Linked DNA regions of Homo sapiens: all the other regions are linked to region 3. Evidence: chromatin contacts called from ENCODE Hi-C data. All regions are on one chromosome and are shown on one strand. Each heading gives the region's core, a stretch centred on a gene start or an enhancer-like site at or near the end of the contact. The rest is flanking DNA. Distances are from core to core; before and after follow the strand shown. Region 1 holds the start of UBE2E2-DT (UBE2E2 divergent transcript). Region 2 holds the start of TGFBR2 (transforming growth factor beta receptor 2). Region 3 holds the start of SLC4A7 (solute carrier family 4 member 7).

Evidence for each region. A loop is a pair of places that touch in the nucleus more often than their neighbours do. Pooled maps may share reads with other maps.
Region 1: a map of B cell shows a loop between it and region 3 (10-fold over the local background). The contact joins the promoter of UBE2E2-DT here to the promoter of SLC4A7 in region 3. A Hi-C loop is called at or near these places in 2 of 168 maps with a recorded cell type or tissue (B cell and naive thymus-derived CD4-positive, alpha-beta T cell) and 5 of 50 pooled maps.
Region 2: a loop to region 3 is called in a pooled map, with 10 times the contacts of the local background. The contact joins the promoter of TGFBR2 here to the promoter of SLC4A7 in region 3. A Hi-C loop is called at or near these places in 7 of 50 pooled maps.

What each region holds. Positions count from the first base shown.
Region 1 is chr3:23,201,579-23,204,278 of GRCh38, forward strand. UBE2E2-DT (UBE2E2 divergent transcript) reads right to left here and starts at 1,415. Exons shown (of 2, transcript NR_136176.1): 1 at 1,286-1,415. UBE2E2 (ubiquitin conjugating enzyme E2 E2) reads left to right here and starts at 1,749. Exons shown (of 6, transcript NM_152653.4): 1 at 1,749-1,886. RefSeq lists enhancers at 422-1,397, 810-869 and a silencer at 1,220-1,909.
Region 2 is chr3:30,605,339-30,608,038 of GRCh38, forward strand. TGFBR2 (transforming growth factor beta receptor 2) reads left to right here and starts at 1,263. Exons shown (of 7, transcript NM_003242.6): 1 at 1,263-1,639. The coding sequence starts at 1,546. It overlaps LOC105377015 (translation initiation factor IF-2-like), which reads right to left and starts at 1,586. Exons shown (of 2, transcript XM_047449400.1): 1 at 808-1,586; 2 at 1-220. The coding sequence starts at 1,586. The coding sequence ends at 1,146. RefSeq lists a silencer at 1,337-1,436.
Region 3 is chr3:27,482,917-27,485,693 of GRCh38, forward strand. It overlaps SLC4A7 (solute carrier family 4 member 7), which reads right to left and starts at 1,468. Exons shown (of 26, transcript NM_001321103.2): 1 at 1,151-1,468. The coding sequence starts at 1,210. RefSeq lists enhancers at 207-266, 427-636, 667-726, 742-1,518, 1,997-2,126 and silencers at 897-966, 997-1,356, 1,387-1,866.

The DNA.
Region 1 (2,700 bases), core at 165-2,664, 4.3 Mb before region 3:
ATTTTTGAGAAGAAGAGAGACATAATCTAATCTTTGTTTTAAAGGACAGTCGGCTGTGTGTAGGTGTTGGGGAGGGAGGAGGCGGAGAGTGGGAGGTAGAAAGATCAGGTAGGAGATAATTATTGAGAGATGATGCCTTAGACCAGGACATTAGCAGTGGGGAGGGGAGTGAGACGGAGTGGACATTTTCACCATATATTTGTGAAAACAGAGTCAACAGAATTTGCTGACGAATGTGATGCTGAGTGTACAACAGAGAAGGTTCAGACATAGGGAAGTTCTGAGGACAAGGATTTTTTTCTTTTATTCAATGTCATATATCTACCACCTAGACAGTGCCTGGTATCAATAAATATTCCTTGAATAAATGAAAAGGGTAACTGATTTGTATTAAACCCATTTTGAACTTAGTAAATAGCAGTTAAAACATCTACAGTCAAATGAAGTACTGTAGCAACCATAATTTCAGCAATTAAGCAGTGAAAGATCTTCCAATCCTTTCCTCCACAAAGATAGAAGTTAATTTTGCTGCATCCCTGGACACCCCGTTGCCAACGACCCAGCATTCCGTTGGTAAGTGAGGCTGGAGGTTGGAGTGGGAGAAATTTCGTGGAAGCTAAGTTCGCAAAGCAGGTACGTTTTTTTTTTTTTTTTAAACGGTTATTTGGGATGAGGAGTACAACGGAACCTAATGTTCCCTCATGCCACCTACAGCACTGCTACTGTTCCCATATCCTTCAACTGGGCATGAAGGCAGCTTCCCACTCACTCTGACAGTGGTGCACCCTGTACCCCCACCCCTCTCTTCAATACCCCAGGGCTAAACGGCCCGAAGCTCCTCTCTACCGGCTGGTGCGCATTCTGGGCCAGGGCGAGCCAAAAGGCAGAAGGGCCTTCGTGCTGCAGTGTCTGGTGAAGACTCAGGCTTAGCCTGGAAGAAGTTTCCAGGCCAACGTGAAGTTTTCCTGTCTTGGGTACATGCGAGCCCCACGCGTCTGCGAGTTTGGGTTAGTGTGTCAACAGGGTCAGTCCCCGTATCTACTTTGCGAAAGCTTCGAGGCGAGCGTGAAGTCAAGGGCTGCGGTGGATGGGGGTAAAAGGCCTCCTCGTCCCACTGCCTGCACCGTCTTGGGGTAACCCCTAACCCCCAGCCGGCGTTTCCCTTTAATGCGCGTGCCCGGCAAGGTCCTCGCGTCCCCTCCCCTCAAGCCACCCCGTCAGCCTCGGTTTCCCCCACTTCTCCCCGTCCTTGTCGTTCCTTCCCCGTGGGACGCCCCTCGCTCACCCCCGTCAGAGCCCAGTCTGCGCGCGGGACCCAGCTGTCACTTTACTTTTCCTCGCCGCCTCCCCACCCCCTCTCCCGACCGGCGGGGCAGCCCGCCCGGGCGCGCTCCCGCCCCCGCCCCCTCGCGGCCGCGCGCCGGAGGAGGAGGGGCGGGGGGAGGAGGGAGGCGCGCGGCGCCGCATGGCCGACGTGGGGCTCGCGCTCTCGCGGTCTCTCCCGGGCGGGCGCGCAGGCACGCGCACTCGCGGGTGCGCGCGCGGACGGCCGGGCGGCGGCGGCTCCCGGAGGTGGTGGCTTCACTTTCCAGGACTCAGGGGCAGCCACAGCGACAGCCGCGGGCAGCAGCCTCAGGAGCCGGAGCTGGAACGGCCGGGGGCGGCGGCAGCGGCGGCGCTGAGGGTGAGTCCGGGCGGGCGCGAGCGCGGCGGGGACAGGCGTGGTCGGGTGCGTGGTGCGTGGGTCCGGCTTTCGGTGACTAGACGGTCCGCAGGGGACATCCCGTCCCTGGGGCCTCCCCAGTCTCCCTCCCCCTCGCGCCTGGGCAGCTCTCTCCCAGGGCTTCGGCTCGAGCCTGCGACCTGCACGGACACCCCCCCCTCAGGTATTCGCTCGGGCCGCGCCGGTGCCTCCCCTCCTCGGGCGTCCTCCCTCTCGCTGACGTCCTCCTCACTCCCCCGACCTCCCCTCCGCGTCGCAGGTCTCTGCTTACACCGCTCGTGCCCTAGTTCCCTCCTTCCTCGCTCCCCGTGCCCGGTTCCCTACGCCCCCTCCCGCGAGCCTCCTGCCCCCGTTTCTCGCCCTTTCTACCCCTCCCCCTTCTTCCCATCCCCCCCTTCTGCCTCTTCTCTCCCTGTCCTCCTTCTACCCCCTTCCGTTCTCAGTTCCCCATCCTTCTCAACCCTCCCAGCGCTTTCCTTCTCCTAGCCGCATCCTGGAACTAAGTCTTTTCAAAAGTACAGGATAAATGTCACGGTGGAAAGTGCCCGGCTTGATCTTTTGCTATTTTCCCTAATTGCATAATTGCTGCACATGGTGTGTCTCCTGGCGAGTGCCGGGTTTGGCTCCTTCGCCGCCGCACCCCGGTGGCCCGCCCGGAGAAGACCTTGTGGGGTATATTTGTGTGTGTCCTGGTGAGGGGTGTGTGTTGTATTGGTCTTTTGTGATGCCTGGCGCTTGTCACAGTTTGGAACCGAAGCCCATTTTTCTCTGGTCTCTTCTCTGCAGCCCCCACTGGCCTGGTTTGAAACTGGATTCCCTCTGTCCTCTCCCCCTTCCCGCCCACCCCACTTCTCCCCCTCTTTTCTCCGATCTCTCTCATAATGTTTTGATCTTTTTGCCCTTTACCATTTCTAATGAAGATAAAGCGTGGCTTCTTGTGGCTTTTTTCCCCCACGACCAACCAGAAATGTCCAATC
Region 2 (2,700 bases), core at 13-2,512, 3.1 Mb after region 3:
TGACAGGAAAGATTTGGGAGTTGGGTTTGGGGGAGGGCTATTTACCTTTATTCCCTGGAGACCCTGGCACAAACCCTTGCCTCTGCAATCTTCCTCTCAGGTAAAGGAATTCATTAAATGAATTGCTAGAAGATCTACTGACCAGAGGGCTGTACAGAATCATATCTTTGAGAGTGGGAAGTAGGTTGATCACATAGTTTATTATCCAATCAGGACATATCTGAAAGAGAAAGGGGGTTCTATTAATATTTAAACTACAAAACATGTACACCAGGAATGTCTTGGGCAAATCTGGTTGCCCTAGCAAGAAAGGAAATTTGAAAGTTTATACTGTTCTGCTCCCATGTTACCCCGTTTGCACATGAGAGGGTAAGTATTCTCTTTCTTCACCTGCATTAAGGGAATAAAAGCACAAGCATTCAGGTGACTCCCAACCCACTTTTAATTTTACAGTTTCTGCTATACTCTATACATTCTGAAAATTACATTTCCCACCACTATCACTTCGTGATAGGTGATCATTTACAATTACTCACTGACTCAGTCCCGGGAAGAGGCGGTGCAAAATGGGACGCTCTATCCAGGTGCTCATTAGAAATGCAGAATCTCTGCCTGCCTCCTAGACCTACTGAATTAGAATCTGCATTTTTAAATAAGATTTCCAGGTGATCAATATGTACATTAAAACTTGAGAAAAACCTCTAGACTTCGACCTAAAGAAAAACATTTTACAACTTGACAGTGTATGCACATACATACATGCATATAGACACAACTGAAGCACAAATTTAATGAAGTAGAATTTACCGTTACTATTTTATTTGGGAAAGAAATGTGCTCGCGACTCAATAGATTGGAGTATTCACTCCTGGATCTCAACTTGCAATTTGAAAACGCATCTCTAAAGCACCTAGGAGCAATCTGAAGAAAGCTGAGGGGAGGCGGCAGATGTTCTGATCTACTAGGGAAAACGTGGACGTTTTCTGTTGTTACTTTGTGAACTGTGTGCACTTAGTCATTCTTGAGTAAATACTTGGAGCGAGGAACTCCTGAGTGGTGTGGGAGGGCGGTGAGGGGCAGCTGAAAGTCGGCCAAAGCTCTCGGAGGGGCTGGTCTAGGAAACATGATTGGCAGCTACGAGAGAGCTAGGGGCTGGACGTCGAGGAGAGGGAGAAGGCTCTCGGGCGGAGAGAGGTCCTGCCCAGCTGTTGGCGAGGAGTTTCCTGTTTCCCCCGCAGCGCTGAGTTGAAGTTGAGTGAGTCACTCGCGCGCACGGAGCGACGACACCCCCGCGCGTGCACCCGCTCGGGACAGGAGCCGGACTCCTGTGCAGCTTCCCTCGGCCGCCGGGGGCCTCCCCGCGCCTCGCCGGCCTCCAGGCCCCCTCCTGGCTGGCGAGCGGGCGCCACATCTGGCCCGCACATCTGCGCTGCCGGCCCGGCGCGGGGTCCGGAGAGGGCGCGGCGCGGAGGCGCAGCCAGGGGTCCGGGAAGGCGCCGTCCGCTGCGCTGGGGGCTCGGTCTATGACGAGCAGCGGGGTCTGCCATGGGTCGGGGGCTGCTCAGGGGCCTGTGGCCGCTGCACATCGTCCTGTGGACGCGTATCGCCAGCACGATCCCACCGCACGTTCAGAAGTCGGGTGAGTGGTCCCCAGCCCGGGCTCGGCGGGGCGCCGGGGGTCTTCCTGGGGTCCCCGCCTCTCCGCTGCGCTTGACAGTCGGGCCCGGCAACCCGGCCCCCGGGCGGAAACGAGGAAAGTTTCCCCCGCGACACTCACGCAGCCCGACTCCCGTAGCTGCAGGGATTGTGAGTTTTTCTTGAAAAAGAGAAGGAAAGTTCAGTTGCAAGGGGCGCGGGGCACGTTTGGTCCCCTTTGTGCGAGCAGGAAAGGCGTTGTGTTGGCCGCGTTCGAGGCGAGCCCCCACCCCCGGAAAGGGAAGTTTGAGAAGTTGGTTATCTGAAGGCGGCCGGGGAGCAGCGGCCCGGAGCGGCAGCCTGAGCTGCCAAAGCAGCCAGCGCACCTGGGCCACTCCGCCCATGGCGATGCCGCGTGCCCACCCAGCTCTTTCTGAGCCACCCGTTCAAAAGGCCAGCTCCTCAGTCCTTAGCTCCTGGAGACGGCCACGCTTTCCCTCAGGCCGGCTTCTTGGCCCGGAGTTTTTGGAAACAAGTTTCAAGAAAATAATCGATTTCCAAAAGAAAGTTAGCTGGCTCCACTGACGCCTTGGCATGGATGGATAGGGAGTGGAGATGCTCAGGTGAAACCGAGAATCCCTCACTGAATGCCTACTGGGTGCTAGAGGCTGTAGATTTTGCCTGGAACAAGATAGTCCTGTCTTCAGGGAGTTGATGGTTCTATGCAATTATCGTTTGTTGGAAACCGAAGGGTTAAAATCCTAACTAGGCTACCCACCTGATCGCTGTCTCTGAAGGTTTTTAAGGAAAAAATAAAAATAAAAAAATATATATATATATTATATATATATAAATATATATATAATTATATATATAAATATATATAATATTAATATATATATGCATGCAGGAATGGGGGTTCTTAACTATTTGTTATGGAAAGTGTAAAACCTCTGAGACTTCAAAAGTTAGATTTTTTTTTTTTGGAGACGGAGTCTCGCTCTGTCACCAGGCTGGAGTGCAGTGGCGCAATCTCGGCTCACTGCAACTTTGCCTCTGGGTTCA
Region 3 (2,777 bases), core at 218-2,717:
TGAACGTACTGAACTAATGAATGACTACTTTCCATAACCTTAACTATAATCCTAAAAGTTAAAAGGGAAAGCCGGCAGGCAGTTTTAAAGACAACTCTTGAATAAAAACATAGGAGAAGTAATTTTCCTCTTAGTTGTGAAAGACCGGACAATTTTCCCTGCAACCTTCCCGCCTTTGCTGGTTGCATAGTAAAAATTAGAAGTAGGAAAATTTAGAATACTTCCATCTCCTTTGAGTCACGAACTTGGAAAGGAGAAAGAGACAACTGCGGGGACGCATGTGCTCTAAAGAAAGCAGGAAGTCCGCTTCTTGAGCATGGGCCGTTCACCCATCATCACAAATGGGAACACCGGCCTTAAGTCCATCCCCATTCTCTTCTAACCCTGAAATCAAAGCCAGTCTCAGTAGGAAACGCGATCTTGCTAGCTGAGTTAGAGAAGGAGCACCAGACAGCTCAGGACACCCTCCTCCTTCTACTTGGCCTGCGGCAGGAGGATACTCCCCGGGTCCCAGCCAGTGGAGAAGGCGGACCCGGCAGGCAACAGCGAAAGAGCCTTGGCCGGGAAGGAGCGCGGCCAGTCCACGCGGCCGGAGAACTCACCGAACAAAGCGCACCGCGGAGCGGGAGGGGACACTCGGAAAGAGGGGGAAAGATTCAACCAGCTCTTCACCACTGCCTGGGGCTAGAGACAGGTGGAGCCGCCGTCCTCCTTAGAAGGAGAAGAAAGATAGGTTTTCGAGGGCTAATCTGAAACTCCTGCGCCAAGGCAACCGGAACCGGGACCCCGCCTGGGGAGCGCGCTAAGAAACAGGGGAGGCGAGCGCTGAGGGAAGGGATGGATGGTCGGGGTCACAGGCGGCCTCTGCGGGGATGTCGGGGTCCCGCCTGAGCCGCGCAGAGGATGCCCGCGGCGCGCCGCCGGCCGCCCCGACTCGGGCCTCCCGAGCGCAGCCGCTGGCCCCCTCCCACCCGCGCCCCAGGCCGCCACACAAAGGGGATGGCGAGGCGCGCCGGCCGCCGGGAGGTGGAGGGGCGACGGGCCTGGGACGAGGTGGCCGAGCCGCGACGCCCGCCGCGCCCCCCGCCTTTGTCTGCCTCGCCCCGCGCCCTCCCCCTGCGGAGGAGCCCCACCGCCGCGGCGCCCTCACCCTGCTCGTTACCCGGGTGAGTAGCGGTCTCATCTGCTCGCCGGCCCCATCAGCCTCCATGGCCGGCCGGCCAGCCCGTGACGGCCGCTACGGTACTGCCCCGCGCGGTCTGCCTGCTTCTGCCGCTGCCCCTGCCGCCGCCGCCGAGCCCCCGGCGCGCGAGGACAAACGTGGGTGCGTCCGTGCGCGAGGTGTGCGCGCGTGGGGAGAGCCGGGCGCCGGGCGCGGGAGACGCGGGGCGTGCGTGTGCGCGCTGCGACTGCTGGGCTGGCTTTAGTAGGAGAGCGAGGCCGCGGCGTGGAACCTGAAGCTAGAACTGAGCGAACCGGCGGACCGAGCGGGAAGGAGGAGAGCCGCGTAGGAGGAGGGGTTCGGGGGCGGAGCCGCAAACCGTGACGAGCCCGGCGCCGGGGCCAGGCAAGACACGCCCCCCCGCCCCGCCTCCTCGGGTCACGCCCCCTGCCAGTCTGGCACCGCCAGCCTCCTCAGCGCGCCCGCGGGCCGCGCCGCTAGGCCACCGGGAGATGGGGCGGGAGGGAGGCGGGACGGACATTTGTCCCAGCCAATCGGCGGCTGGCGGACTTCCGCTCGCCTCCCCCGTGCCACCTCCTCAGGACGCACCGCCCCTCTTTGTATAAGCTTAATTGACCGAAGCTGAGCGTCTAACTAGTTTTTCAAGTCGGAAGCTCCCCTGACGTTCTCAATGGGGTGGGGGGTCACCACCTCCCTTGGCTCCTAACTACATTCTTTAGAGGCTGCAGGGAAGGAGGACGCCACCTCTGTCAAGGACGCCCAGGATAACCCTCCGAAGCAACTAACGAGTCTTCACGACTCCTGGAAGTTTCTTTTCTGTCAATCCAGTAGGCACGAACCCCAACTCAGGGACCGTGAAAGATGGGGTACACTTGACCAGGTGTCCTCCTGTGCTTGCTCGCCCACTGAGCACCACGACAGCTGCCACTTTTTTTTTTTTTTTTTTTTTTTTTGAGACAGAGTCTTGCACCAGCCCAGGTTGGAGTGCAATGGCATGATCTCGGCTCACTGCAACCTCCGCTGCCTGGGTTCAAGCTATTCTCCTGCCTCAGCCTCCTGAGTAGCTGGGACTACAGACGCGCGCCACCACGCCCGGCAACTTTTTGTATTTTTAGTAGAGACGGGGTTTCACCATGTTGGTTAGGCTGGTCTCGAACTCCTGAGCTAAGGTGATCCACCAGCCTCAGCCTCCCAAAGTGCTGGGATTACAGGCATGAGCCACCACACCCGGCCAGCTGCCACATTATTGAGTCCACCCTGTAGGCCGTCTCTCAAATATCCCTTCTGTAACGGGATGATTGTAATACCTGCCATGCAGGCTCATTGAAGGATTAAGGGGATTTATATTCATAAAAGTGCCTGGCACATAGCATGCTGATAATTTTCATTATTGTTAACAGGTTTCTCTTGAGTGTTTCATAAAGATGAGAAATTTGGCCGGGCGCGGTGGCTTACGCCTGTAATTACAGCAGTTTGGGAGGCCGAGGCGGGCGGATCACCTGAGATCAGGAGTTCGAGACCAGCCTGACCAACATGACGAAACCCCGTGTCTACTAAAAATACAAAAATTAGCCAGGCATGGTGGCAGGCACCT